Regions from separate parts of the Homo sapiens genome. Here region 2 is linked to region 1. A link is a loop called in an ENCODE intact Hi-C map of the cell type or tissue named here. Cell type or tissue: heart right ventricle. All regions are shown on one strand. Links, peaks and the distances in the headings refer to the core of each region. The heading gives the core; the rest is flanking DNA.

What was found. Hi-C counts contacts between places; a loop is a spot of excess contacts. Peaks named below come from ENCODE experiments on the same cell type or tissue, not always from the same donor. Only the 100,000 strongest peaks of a DNase experiment are listed, where the experiment ranks them.
Region 2: a loop joins it to region 1, with 3 times the contacts of the local background. A loop is called at or near these places in 14 of 110 quality-filtered maps.

Annotation. Positions count from the first base shown.
Region 1 is chr2:54,516,123-54,518,943 of GRCh38, reverse strand. The region is part of intron 1 of SPTBN1 (spectrin beta, non-erythrocytic 1); the gene reads right to left. It also overlaps the pseudogene C9orf85P1. Among named protein-coding and RNA genes, the nearest start is that of SPTBN1-AS1, 41 kb to the left of the region's middle. In heart right ventricle, for the core only: no CTCF peak of the experiment used is centred there; no DNase peak of the experiment used is centred there; H3K27ac peaks cover 2,352 bases.
Region 2 is chr2:54,461,130-54,463,950 of GRCh38, reverse strand. The region is part of intron 1 of SPTBN1 (spectrin beta, non-erythrocytic 1); the gene reads right to left. Among named protein-coding and RNA genes, the nearest start is that of SPTBN1, 6.2 kb to the right of the region's middle. In heart right ventricle, for the core only: no CTCF peak of the experiment used is centred there; no DNase peak of the experiment used is centred there; H3K4me3 peaks cover 835 bases; H3K27ac peaks cover 2,500 bases.

The DNA of each region.
Region 1 (2,821 bases), core at 185-2,684:
CCTTTTAAATTTAGTTTTTACCCTTGTAAAAAAATTATTTTTTGTCTGAACTACTCAGATTTCAGAGAGTAAAGCAACAAATAGAGAATACATGGAATTTTCATTGGCACTACACATATGCACACACCCATATACACACACTTCCTTAATACCCAATCTTAAAAGGCTCAAATAAATTAAATAAAATGAAGAAGGTGACCAATGTTTGCCAGTCCTTTTCGAGGAAGAAAACTATGTAACAATTACTTTGGCAGAATTCAGAGACCCAAATGTTCTGCAAACACTTAAAACACTCCCACTTTATTCATAAAAGACTTGAAAAAGTGTACACTGGATGCTGGTATGCTATCTTTAAAAAGGCCTTCTAAGGACTCTGAAGGCACCAAACTGCAAATCGTGTGTCTGAGAATTTTGCTTCAACTATCTCAACTGTTCAGTTGCCAAAAAGGAGTATCTACAAGAAACCACTGTTTCTTTTTTTTTTTTTTTAATTATACTTTAGGTTCTAGTGGACATGTGCACAATGTGCAGGTTTGTTACATATGTATACGTGTGCCGTGTTGGTTTGCTGCACCCATTACCTCGTCATTTACTTTAGGCATTTCTCCTAATGCTATCCCTCCCCCATCTCCCCACCCCATGACAGGCCCCGGTGTGTGATGTTCCCCGCCCTGTGTCCAAGTGTTCTCACTGTTCAATTCCCACCTATGAGTGAGAACATGCAAGAAACCACTGTTTCTTAATAACCTGTCTGACCTATTATTACTCAGGTACATGGGGCTAGTGCCAAAAAAGGACCGAGATTGCATCCCAAACATTCAGAGTTCTCTGCTCATAAATATAAAGACACACATGAAAAGTCACGGCATGATAATTAACAACACAAGAAAAGTCACAAGCATATAATGTCTATTATTAAAGTAGCCTTCACTTTTAAAACAATCCAGTGTACTGCAGCTTTACAGAAACATATCCACTGTTTAAAAAAAAAAAAAAACAATACCAGGCACAGTGGCTCATGCCTGTAATCCCAGCACTTTGGGAGGCTGAGGCGGGCGGATCATGAGGTCAGGAGCTCGAGACCAGCCTGGCTAACATGGTGAAACCCTGTCTCTACTAAAAATACAAAAATTAGCTGGGCGAGGTGGCGGGCGCCTATAATCCCAGCTACTCAGGAGGCTGAGACAGCAGAATTGCTTGAACCCGGGTGATGGAGGTTGCAGTGAGCTGAGATAGCGCTACTACACTCCAGCCTGGGTGGCAGAGCGAGACTCTGTCTCAAAAGAAAAAAAAAAAAAAGGCACCATAGAGCTGTATACAGTTCAGCCAAAATTCACAAAATCAGATCATCCTGACAGGGAAAGGTTCTCTGAGACCTATTAATAATTATTAAATTACTAAACTCTTGTTAATAAAGTATTTTGGACTTCAAATAATCTATAGCTGTACTAACTTTTATTTATCAATGACAGAGTATAGTAATATTTCCCACTATGATTATCAGATTTTCTTTCTCATTCCCTGAGTATGTTACAAGATCATAATTATTTTATCTTCCAGATGAGCTGTTAATATTATGAAATATTGTTGTATCTCTATTAACATATGAACTCTATTTTGATTGACAGTAATATTTGCCTGGTATGTATTTTTCTATCCCCTTATTTCAAACCTTCTGTAAACTAAAAATAAAATTCTAAGGCCCCCAACCATCTGAATGGGCCCTCTTGGCCAAGGGCATCCCGGAGTTGCCTGAAAATCTCTTTCAGGCCATGATGGAAAAGGGGAGGATGGACATGCCTCACTATCCATCCCCCTCCAGCATTAACATCAACTCAGACCTTAAGTGGGATAAGAAATACTCAAACTCTATTCTCTCTGAAGCCTGCTACTTGGAGGCCTCATCTGCATGATAAAACCTAGGTCTCCACAACCCCTTACCATAAGCCAGACATTCCTTTCTACTGATAATGACTCTTTCGACCAATTGCCATCAGAAAAAATTTAAATCTACCTATGACCTGGAAGGCTGCCCCTATCCTGCCCTTCCAGGTCAAACCAATGTAAATCTTACATGTACTGATTGATGTACTGTGTCTCCCTAAAATGTATAAAAGCAAGCTGTACCCTGACCACCTTGGGCACATGTTATCAGGACCTCCTGAGGCTATGTCACTGGTGTGTCCCTAACCTTGACAAAATAAACTTTCTAAATTGACTGAGACTTGTCTCAGACATTTTGAGTTCACACTTCTAGAGTCACTTTGTCTTAGGTATGCCTCTCTTTGTTTCAATCTAACCCAAGAGCCTCTGTCACTTAGTCGGCAAGCATAATCCATTTGCATTTATTGGGATTACTACCATATTTGACGTTTCAGTCAATTTATTTTGTATTTTCAATCATAATTAACAAAAATATGGAAACTGGGGCCCCAAGAGTTAAACAACTCAATCAAGTCACACAGCTATGATGCTTTTATCATAATATCTTCATCACTATTGAATCTTGTACCATAAGAACACAACCTAATCTTTAAAATGCAGAGGTGATGACTCTAAACCCTAACACAGCTAAAAATTACATTTTGGGAGGATGGCTTACTCTTTCTGGGGTGCGGTGCTTTATTTGCTTTCTCATTCCATCCTCCTCAGCAACCTTTTGAAGTAGATACTATTATTAGCCCTATTTTACAGGTGAATAAACTAAAGTTTTGCTGGTGGTGGCACAGGAAAAAAATGAAGAAACCAAGAGGACTTGAACCAAGTGGGTATGACTCCAAAGCCCATGCTTTAAATGAACAAATTGGCCTACCCTCTAAGG
Region 2 (2,821 bases), core at 267-2,766, 55 kb after region 1:
GATTTCTTCTTTTATAAACTATCTGCTCATATCATTTCCTTAGCTACTAAGGCTTTAGCATTTTATTGTTTGTTTAAAAAATACATATATATAAATCAGATTTTCCTTTCCTATTATTTTGACATGATGTATAGGAACAGGTTTAATACAGATGGAACTTAGCATTATTTATCTAAATGATTGTTATTTGCTAGAATATACCTTTTCTAAACAAATCAAACTGTTTATTTGAAAGAAAGCATAATATTAAGTCAAACTAAGCAAAAATTCCACATTTTATAATCATTAAAATTTATTGTGATAAGCGCTGAATTACCTCATTTGGCTTTAATAATCCTATGTGGTAGATACTCTCATTACGACTATTTTACAGATGAAGATGTTGAGGGACACAAAGAAGTCTAGGCAGTTTGCCCAAGGTCACTTAGCGTGTGAGCGAGGTGGGTGGGTTGTGTAAAGAGCCTGAAGCCTGGGGCCCAGGGCCCCTCCATCCAAAGCCTCCCATCAGCCTCTCTAGCCATGACCTCTCTCCAGCTCCACTGAGGATTGTGCTGGAACCTCAAACTCAAACATGTTTAAAGCAAAACTGATACTCTTCCCAATCAAATATCCAATCATGCACTTGACTTGTCTATTTGTCATCATCACCAAACATGCTCATTGTCATTATTCAAATTTGAAATCTTTATCACCTTAGCTTAGCTCGTCACCCACTAGGTCCACCTCCCATCCATCCTGCCATCCATTTACCCTACAAATAGCTTCGCATAGGATTGGGCCTTCACAACCATTTTCCCATCTCTCCTCTCCTTGTTCCCTTGGCCACCACTGTAACTTGCTCCCTTTACTTCTGGACCCCCAGTCACCTCTCTCCTGTCTCCTTGCTTCTAGTTTCTTCCAGTCTCACTGTATTCTGAACACTGCCAAGGTGATGAGTTTCTCAAGTATCTTATAATCACAGAATTTAGAAGTGTACAGGAGCTTAAAAACTGAATGCCAGATTTAATCGAGTGGTAGTTACTGCCTAGAACACCATGTCGAGAATATGACTGAGACTATCTCAGCTCAGTGGAAAAAGAGTACCATTACTGATTTTCGATGTCTGCCAGGAACAGAAGCGAGTGATGGCATGTGCCATGTTTTAACCCCCACTATGATTTCATCTAAGTCTTCCATTTTATAAAATTAGATCTGAGACCGGAGGGTTAAAGGTTTGCCAAAGTCACACATCCAGCCTGTTAAAGGTATTTTACCTTCTGTGTATAGTACATAAAATATATTCCATATACTAGAGTATACAGTCCTTTCATTCAGGAACTAATTCTTATTCAACTTTAAGCCAGTCCACAAAACCATAACAACTTCAAGTCCTGGCAAGATAATGTATCCAATAATTATTCATTAAATAAAAAACAATATTACAAAGTAATCTCAGAGTAGCAGTAAAGGAAGATCATTAATACTATAAATGCTTAATGGTCAAAAGAACTGTGTACAAATAAATGTAATTACATTACTTTCAAGAACCAGAACCTAAACTGATAAGGGTTTCTAGTAAGTGGTCTCTTCAGACTGTATTAATCAATATATAAATGCCATTGGTAATGCAGCCTTTTAAAATACAAAAGTTAGAATAAGCCATTTAATAGCTCTCCTGACATAAAAAGGTTTAGGTAGTTTTTGCAAAGCATACCAAAAGGGATCAGTGGGTCATAGTGCTTAGGCAGTCCCAACAGAAAGGAAACAACTGTTATCAACTAAATACGTACTATGTGCCTGGAACTGTACACTGCTGTATCATAACTAAGAGAAACTAATATTATTTTGATTTTTCCAATGAGGAAACTGTGGTCTTGAGTAACTAACTAGCTCAAGGCCAGTACCTAGTGGTAGCCATAAGGCTAGTATACAACACCATTAGGATTTGGGCCCACAACCTGTTTGACTCCAAAACGAATGCTCTTTCCAAACAAAGAAAAACTTTTCTGAAATAAGAAAATTACCCTCACAAACTTTAAAGGACAAAATACTGATTATGACTCTGCTAAATTACAAATAACCGATCATCAAAAGAAATCACAAATTCGAGTTAAGAAAAAAAACACAAGCTGAGAAGTAATTGTCGCAAGACATGTAATCCACAAAGGATTAGTAGTAATCTACATACAGAACTACAAATTAATAAGATAAATGGGTAAAAGACTGAACAGGTACTTCACAAAACGAAGAACCCAAATGGTTAATAATGTAAACAGACATTCAAACTCAATAATCAGAGAAATTGTAAATAAAAATCACAGTGAGATAATGTTTCACTGGACAAGATTTTCAAGCCTGGTATGTGAAGCACTGGCAAGGCTTTGGAACTGTAACACTTATGGCTAGTGGGAACACGATCAACATAATCGCTTTGTAAAAAACAGTTCTACATTCTCTACTAAGGCTGATGATGCATATGCCCTGTGAGCCAGAAAATTTCATTCCCTAGAGACAGCAAATGGGTGTGTGTGCCTCCACATATGTACCAAGAGCCGTGTACAAAAACCACTCACAGCAACCCTTTCACAATAGCAAAAAAACCTGGAATCAATCCAAATCTCCATCTAGAGTACAATGAATAAATAAATCACGTTAGAATACTATACAGCAGGTGAAACTGAATGAAATACAGCCATGAAATGGATAAACCTTGGGAATAGAATCTTAATCTAAATATGTGAGTCAGAAGAATACATAAAGTATAATTTTGTTGATATAAAGTTCAAAATCATACACAATCAAGATTTTTTAAAAAGGATAAACCATAGAGAAGGGAATGATA